Regions from separate parts of the Homo sapiens genome. Here region 1 is linked to region 2. A link is a contact called in ENCODE Hi-C or POLR2A ChIA-PET data. All regions are on one chromosome and are shown on one strand. The core of a region is the stretch at or near the end of the contact, and the rest is flanking DNA. Distances in the headings are between cores, read along the strand shown. Region 1 holds the start of CDCA7 (cell division cycle associated 7). Region 2 holds the start of GORASP2 (golgi reassembly stacking protein 2).

The links. A loop is a pair of places that touch in the nucleus more often than their neighbours do. ChIA-PET counts read pairs that join two places held with the same protein, here RNA polymerase II (POLR2A). Pooled maps may share reads with other maps.
Region 1: a map of OCI-LY7 shows a loop between it and region 2 (15-fold over the local background). The contact joins the promoter of CDCA7 here to the promoter of GORASP2 in region 2. A Hi-C loop is called at or near these places in 1 of 168 maps with a recorded cell type or tissue (OCI-LY7), 1 of 37 single-sample maps with no recorded cell type and 5 of 50 pooled maps. POLR2A ChIA-PET finds 5 or more read pairs at or near these places in 1 of 52 experiments (OCI-LY7).

What each region holds. Positions count from the first base shown.
Region 1 is chr2:173,352,030-173,356,345 of GRCh38, reverse strand. CDCA7 (cell division cycle associated 7) reads right to left here and starts at 1,474. Exons shown (of 10, transcript NM_031942.5): 1 at 1,362-1,474. The coding sequence starts at 1,382. RefSeq lists a silencer at 1,263-1,532 and enhancers at 2,083-2,172, 1,475-2,430.
Region 2 is chr2:170,927,521-170,931,734 of GRCh38, reverse strand. GORASP2 (golgi reassembly stacking protein 2) reads right to left here and starts at 2,482. Exons shown (of 10, transcript NM_015530.5): 1 at 2,332-2,482. The coding sequence starts at 2,394. RefSeq lists a silencer at 2,004-2,703.

The DNA.
Region 1 (4,316 bases), core at 225-2,724, 2.4 Mb before region 2:
GAGGCCCCAGACAGCCTCAAAGGCGGCATTCTATTGGAAGCTGTCCGAGAAATACAGGCTGAGCTTTAACAAGTCAGCACAAGCCAAGAGTTATTTACCAGGCAAACGTATCTTTGGAGGAAAAGCCACAAAAAAGCAGCAAGGCAAATAGTCAAGACGGAGATGAACTTCTTTGGCAGGTAAGTAATAACTAATACCATTTATAGTAGGCGTTTTTCGTGCCAGGCACTATGTTAAGTACACTTTCACGTCAGGTTTAATTCTTTGCAACAAAGGTGCTATCGTTATTCTCACTTAGCCAATGAGGAAACTGAGGCTCAGGAAAGCGAAATGGATTACTCAAGTCCCATGGTGGCTCAGATTTGAACTCAGGCATGTCAGGTTCCAAGACCAGCTACACATGGTTTTCTTCATCCGGAAAGCCAATGCCCAGCTCCACCGGGGCGGCGACTCAGCTCTGAAACCACGCCCCATCGCACCCACCCCCGCGAGGGTCCCTAACCCCTGATATTTATTTTAAACATGTCATTGTCTTCCGTTTCACCCAACCCCCACTCTTCTACCCTCTCCAGGAGCCCGACCCTACGTTCTGGCTTCCGTTAGAGCAAAAAGTAACGTTCCACTCAGAGCAACGTCCTGCAGCTAAGAGTAAGGCTGGGGGGTGGGGGGTGGGGGGTTGGGGGTTGGGGTGGAGGAAGTAGGAAACGAGCAAATGGTCGGCGAACGCTTTGACCCACCAAGCCCTTTAAATGCACTTAACCACCGCCCGGGACTACGGTCGCTTCACACTGCGTGCGCAGCCCAAGTTCTAGGAGACCGGTTCGCAAGACCTTAAACCTCAGACGCGCTGGCCCTCAGCGGTTAGAAGCGGACGCGTCTCTTGCCGGGCGGGGTGCGCGCCCAAGGGCCACCCACTGAGCGCGGGTATAGACGCGGCGAGCCACGCACTGGCTCCGAGTTGTGTGCGGGAAAGGGCTGGGCCGCTGCGGGACAACCTCCCAGGGGGCAGGCAGGCTGGCTCTGCCTGGCAGGCAAAATCGGGACCGGCCAGCGCTCCCGGCCGCTGTCCGGCCTTTGGCGGACGCACGTGCCTAGGGCTTTCCAGCGCTGCTAGCCATCCTGCAAACGACTCAAGTCTCCACGCCGCCCGCACTTCGGGTGCGCACGCCACGCAGGAACGTCCCCATGGCCCTCAGTTATCCCAGGTGCACAAAATCAGGGGCTTGCCCAAGCGGGCAACGCCTAGGCAGGCCACCAGTTAAGGCAGCGCTAGGCTGCGGAGTTGGAGAGGGTCGGCCCGCGCCCGCCTGCGTCCAGCACCCACCGCGCCCGCCCCTCGGGTTCGCCCGCCCAGCCCTCACCGGCACGCGGCGAGCGTCCATGCTGGTGGCGGGTGCCCAGATCGGCGCTTGGAGCGGGGAGAGCGGAGCAGCCGCGCGGTCAGCGGTCCCACAGCAGGAGGAGCAGCAGCAGCGCGGCTGGCAGGCTGGGCGCGCCGACCCGGGCCCGGAGGGGCGGGGCTCGGGCTGTCTTTCCCGCGTTGGGACACAGGTCCTGCAAGCTGTGGTAACGGCCAGACATGGCGCAAGACTAGGTGGCCCCCTGGAAAAAACACGACCCCCCTATATATTCTGACCTCAAAGGATAGCCTTGGGCACTCCTAAAATCCCCTTTGAGAAAGGGGGGCTTTAGGGGCTACGGGGACCACTCTCCTTGTGCAGCTGCGCGGTCCTGAGCGAGTGGCGCGAAAATGGTTCGTATTGCCCCGGGGTTAGCTGTCTGATTTGCAAGAATTTTCGTGGTGGCGGAGGAAAAGTGGAGTCTGGGGGGTAAAGGAGAGCAGCGTGAGGGTGGCGCGGGTCACGCACCATGGCGTTTAGCACTTTCATTGCTGCGTGCGGTTTACAAGATTTAAAAAATCATAGAATCCAGCACGAACTCCACCCTTCATAATCGAGTTCACCGCCCCTGGATGTAGCACCTCTTATCTGGGAACCACACCATTATCTGAAGCAATAAAATGAGTTAAATCCTGATCTTTCTTTCCAAAAAGCACAGGAAGCCGACTTGTTTACTTGTGGTTTTCAAAGTAGAAGAAAAGCCGCAGCAGCTTGATGAAGACGTCTATAGTATAGTTAACCTTTAACGATTATCTGTTGGGGATTGAAACTAAAGATTGAACAATTGTGGCTTGATGATCTTCTCTGTCTTCAGAATTGAGAACTACCCTGAGTCAGTGCGAACGAGAAAACTTTTCATTGCCCTTTTAACCAAACTTGGCATTACAACGAAAAAATGAAATAAAGCGAGGCTTTTTGTGTGCGTGAAGAGCAAAACTTGCTTCTACAAGAAAAAGTAAATTTAGTTTCTTTAGAAGACACTAATTATACTCTTAACATTTAAAACAAGCGCTTGAAATGAAAACATTCGCATTTCCCCCTCATTTCAAAACTTTTCTCTGGGGAATAATTAATTCCTTTGCAGTAAGAGAGTGCATGGACATACTGTGTTCCTCTCTTGGTGTACTGAATACAAAAACTGTGAGCAAGTAAATAATGCCCGAGGACAATGGATTGGAAGGAGTCTTCCAGCCTTTCTTAAATATACCTACCCAGTAATCACTCTGCCACTGTGCAAGGGACAAAGAGCTCAAGGTCTAGAAGGTGAGTGCCAGGAGGAGAGGCTATCGGTGGGTGGTGAAATTACGGAATTACAGGGCCCTCAGTAAGTATTTGTTGAATGAATAAACATTTGGGAATATAATTTTGTGCCACTAAAGCTAAATATATGAAAATTTGGAATTACTAGATCCATGAAGCAGGGGAAGATTAAGTCACTTTGCCTGTGAAAGGTTCTGATAGGGAAATTTTTAGTCTTCCTGGGAGCACAAGAAAATAATTTGGTGTATGTGTTTTTTAAGGATAAGATCTCTGGTCTATTCGTCTTTTTAGTAATCAGGAAAATGCAAATTAAAACAAGTGTCACTGGAAAGGGGTCCCGATCTAGACCCCAAGAGAGGGTTCTTGGATCTTGCACAAGAAAGAATTCAGGGCAAGTCCGTAAAGTGAAAAAGCAAGTTTATTAAGAAAGTAAAGGAATAAAAGAATGGCTACACCGTAGATAGAGCAGCCCGAGGGCTGCTGGTTGCCCATTTTTATGGTTATTTCTTGATTGTATGCTAAACAAGGGGTGGATTATTCATGGCTCCCCTTTTTAGGCCATATAGGGTAGCTTCCTGATGTTGCCATGGCATTTGTAAACTGTCATGGCGCTGGTGGGAGTGTAGCAGTGAAGACAACCAGAGGTCACTCTCCTCGCCATCTTGGTTTTGGCTGGCTTCTTTACTGCAGCCTGTTTTATCAGCAAGGTCTTTATGACCTGTGTCGTGTGCTGACCTCCTACCTCTTCCTGTAACATAGAATGCCTTAACCTCCTGGGAATGCAGCCCAGCAGGTCTCAAGGCTTATTTTGCCCAGCTCCTATTCAAGATGGAGTTGCTGTAGTTCAAATGCCTCTGACACAGGAGATACAATTTCACTCAGACTGGCAAAATTTAAAGCGCCTGATAAGACCAGATATTGTTAAGAATATGAGAAACTCCCACAATGATGTTAGTAGTGTAAATTTTTAACTTTGCAGAGCAATTTGGGAATAGAGGCGTACCTCATTTTATTGCACTATGCTTAAAATTAAAGGTTTGTGGCAACCCTAAGTATAGCAAGCTTATCAGTGCCATTTTTCCAAAAGCGCATGTTCATTTAGTGTCTCTGTGTAACGTTTTGGTAATTCTTGCAATATTTCACCTTTTTCATTATTTTTATATCCATAATGGTGATCTGCAATCTGATCTTTGCTATTACTGTTGTAATAATTTTGGAGAGTCACAAATTGTACCCATATAAGATGGCAGACTTCATCAATAAATGTTGTATGTGTTCTGATTGCTCCACTGACCAACCATCCTGTCTCTCTATCCTCATGCCCCCCTATTCACTGAGATAGAACAATATTGAAATTAGGCCAGTTAATAACTCCACAATGGTCTCTGAGTATTGAAATGAAAAGAAGAGTCACATATCTCTCACTTTAAATCAAAAGCTAGAAATGATTACACTTAGTGAGGAAGGCATGTTGAAAGCCGAGATAAGAAGAAAGCTAGACGTCTTGTGCCAAACAACCAAGTTGTGAATGCAAAGGAAAAGTTCCTGAAGGAAATTAAAAGTGCTACTCCAAAGAACACACGAACGATAAGAAAGCAAAACAGGCTTATTGCTGATAGGGAGAAAATTTAAGTGGTCTGGAGAGAAGATCAAACC
Region 2 (4,214 bases), core at 1,233-3,732:
TTAGATGGATATTGAAAAATAATGAAAAAAATGGAAAGCTCAATCTATCTGAATTATAGGGACTCATGAAATCAAAAGACAGCAGTGGATATAAATGTTATTATAATTGGTATTTCAAAACCCAGTCAATCATATTAAGTTTTTACTACAACAAGATTGGCCAGGGAATTGGTTATTCAAGAAAACTAACTTCTAATTAAATCGTTCTAGAACTTGTTGAATATGGGTGATTTTATTCAAAATTTTCCTGCCACAGTTACTCCAGTTTACAAGCTTGGTAATCTAACAATGAAATATATCGCTGTCCATTTAGGCAATAACAAATGAAAGGAAGACATTTTTACATGTTAAGATTTAACACAGCACTTTTCCCTCTAAAAACAAAGATAAGAAAACCAATTACAGAATCAGGGGCAGAGGGTCTTAGGAAGGCAGACACAAAATTCTCCTAAACTAGATCATTACTATTTTAAAGCTCTCTTTAGTAAAAGTCTAACTAAATAAGAATTATTTCATCGTGTGCAACATTAATGCTCCAGATGCAGATTGGTAACTAAGGTTGTCCCTAGTTTTTCTAAAAATCAGATGTATAGATTAATAACACATCTGCACTACTGAATATGTATGAATGCTGTTTCACTTGACTGCACTTACATAAAGAAAATACAAACTCATTTTATGTCGGAATGCAGTCACTAAGTTGGAATCCTTTTGATGTGTATGGCTTTCTTTCAAACACGCGACTTTTTTTTTTTTTTTTTGCTTATTAACACTAATGTGTTTTACTGAGTTTCCCTGAGTGCATGTATTATAAAAATATCATGAATCCCCAAGGATTCATGACCACAATCGGTCACTGTGAGAAACAGCTGGTAATACTGGGTAACATCCCAGGGTAGAGAACTCAAAATCAGACCAGATAATAGAAAGAAAAGCACAGCTTTCACCTCACATTTGGGAACTGACAATTCTCCTTCCATTTCCTCTCTCAGTGTGGCTCTTGGGTGTTTGGTTAGCAGAAGGGGATAGGAAGATAATACGGTTTATTTATAGGCTCCCTTTTCCTTTCGGGGAAAAAAAAAATCACCCTTTCCTACTAAGAGTATGGCAGAGGAGGGATTTTTAGTGTAATGGAAAGGCAATAGACACGATAATCCGGAAGATCAGAAAGATGATCTGTCTCAGCCCTATCACATAGACAGCTGGGCAATTTAAGAATGTGTCTCACCTAAAACATGGGACCCAGGGCAGGAAATGAAGGTAGCACCAGGAAGTGCACTCTCTTACTTTCAGTGAAAACGTTCTTGCCTGTGAGGAGCTAATATTGAGTGACACTCTATTACACCCCTAAATGGCGCTACACGCTGCGGCCACTCTGTTGACTGTTCATGTTAACACTCACACAGGTGTCACAGCAAACAACCATCAATGCTACTTCTAAAGTCGCCCGGTTCCATGAGGAAAAGACCACATGCTTTGTACCACCCAGGCCCAGGCCGTTCATAGGTAGGGGCTTAGCTGACGCCTTTTGAGATACTATGTTTCTCTGCGTCCTGGAAGTTAAGCTAGGGTTGTTTTCCTTTATATACTCCGATTTTTAAAAAAAATTTCTCTGCACTACCTCTTTACCACTGTGGATCTAAACCTTATAATCTAAACCACACCCTCAGCAATCGGAACAGAACGGAAGTTCCCACTCCAGGAAATCTTGAGAAGGTTTGGGAGGGTCAGGAGTGGCACGGGAAAGGAAAAGTCTGGTCAAAATCAAGTCTGTTTAAGTCCGTCGAACCTACTTCCAGGCCATTTGGTTTTCCGTCTCCTGCCCTGCTGGTCTTTCAGGCCACTCGGCCGGCGCCGAGGTGATTTAACACCTGCCGCCGCAGGCCCCGCCTCCGGACTGCGGGTCCGGATCCCTCTCCTAGGAAAGCGCAAAGGCTGCCTTCACAGTCACCACTTTGGAGACGTTGCCTCCGCGCCCTTCCTAACTTTGGAAGCTAAAAATGAGGGGGGGTGGAGGAGAGAGAAGGCCGTGCGGAAAAAGAGCAAGGTTGTCCCCCCTTCCCAGGGCCGCCCCCTGGCCGAGTCGCCGGCAGCCGCCTCCAGCTCCAGCCCGTCCTCCTACAGCCGCGGACCCCGTGCCCAGGGCGCTCCGCGGAGGTGGGATGCGAGCGGCCTCCGGAACCAGCCTCGACCAAGGCAGCGCCCGCGACCGCCGCTCCTTCGCGGGATCGGGCCTGGCTGCCCCGTGAAGGAGCCCATGGGGGCCTCCGCCTCCCCGCGGCCGGCCCCGCCTCCAGCCCGCAGCTCCCCGGCCGCCGTCGGAGCCCTTACCCGCAGAACGTGGTAGCCCTCGGTGCCCCCGCCCGGGATCTCGACGCTTTGCGAGGAGCCCATGGCGGCGGGCGATCGGTGTGGCCGAGCCGGGCTCCGCGCTGCTCCCGCCCCCAGCGCACCGCCTGCTCTAATCCTCCGCGTAGCACTTGGGACGTGGCACTCGCTGCCGCCGGAGAGCCGGGCCGCACAGCCCGCCGGGAGATCGTCTCTGCTGCAGCCCGGGCCGCTGCGACGCCGCAGACAGCGCCACCTGCCGCGAGCCACTGGAAGGGGCCCGAGCGCTCGCGGGCCGGGAGGGCGGAGAGGGAGGGCCGGAGGAGGACTGGGAGGCACCGCGTCGTGCTCGCGAGAGAACAGAAATGCGCTTCCCCCAGCTTTGGCGCCTTGCTACGGGGCCCTGGATTGGACTAGATTTATGCAGACGCGTTCCCGCTCGCCTGAAAGAACACATACTTGGTTGCAGGTCCCCCTGGTGGCCAGAGGCGGGGAAAGGGCTGCTGATGAACAGGAGCGAACTCAACACACACCAAGCTCTCTGTTCTCCGGGTGTGTAGGTATTTTCCCAAACTGTACAGCTGAGGGGAATAGTGGCCTCCTGTGGGCTGCCTAGCATCTGCTCAGCTAAATTTTATAAAAGGAAACGCTCCCTTTATAAAACAGTAGTCTCACAGAGTCACCTACCAACTTCTTTTTTGGTTTGGGTTTGTTTTTTTTTCTTCCTCCCTAATTGTGAGAATAAGATTAGAGGATTGGTCATAATCAGAGCGATGCCAGCGTGGGAAGCACGGTTGGATTTCCCTGGCATTCCACCACCTGCTGCTGCTCGGTTCCCCGTCCTACCTCCTTCAGGTAGCCAGGTCGTATTCATGCTTATTCCGTTGTCGTATTCCGTTGCTGCTTTTGCCCCTTACGTGTACTCCCTCTGAAACCCCTAGTTGCTTTGTGGTCAGTTGGACTGATGTTGCGTCAACCAGGTATTATGTGGATTCCTATGTGATGCAATGTAAAGTACGTGCTATCGCCCATGAAGTATTCTAGCCCAAGGTGGTTAACTTGCCTCTATGGCATCTTGAGTTTGATGTTTACAGGAAGTAAGGGGAATTGAGGAGCAAGTAAAATGACACCACAGGGAACCAGGCAAATACAGGAAGTGGGCCTTCCTTCAGGACAGCTGGCCAGTTCTCTTTGTCGAGTCAGAGTCCTATGAAAGGGCCTATGCCAGATTAAAAGGAACCCGAAGAATATAACCAAGAGACACATTGCAAGGGCTTGAGTTGGGGGCCAACTTGGAGAAATAAGCGTAAAGGACATTTTTGGTTCATTTGGAGAAATTTGAATATGTACTGAGTATTAGAAGAGTAGTTATTCACATGGAAACGTGGAAATTATTGTCTTTTTTAAAAGCTGGTTACAAGACGGGATGTGTCTGTAGACAAAATGAAAAACATGTCCTCAAAATACAGATTAATATGTATGTATGCATATGAAGATGTGGGAGGAGAATATGAACCAAGGGTTACAGTGGTGATCTCTGGGTGGTGACAGAGATATTTTATTTTTTGTTTTGGCTGGTTCCATATTCTATGATGCTCATGAAGTGCTTTTGTAATAAGAAAATATTATTTAAAATTTAAAAATAATTTTCTTTGCTATCGGTAAGTGAATAGCAGATTTTTAGGAGGCCTAATAAATCCATAAATCCATAAATGAAATCTCCAGTTATTAGGCTCCTCAAGGACAGGGTCTGCAGTGGAGTTGGCTCTATGTTCTTGATATTTACCAGAATGCCTAGCAGCTAATTCAACAAATTAATACATTTAATGCAAGAGAATAAATGGAAGAACTAGATCTAATTATAATGTTCTCATTCTGCTTGGCAA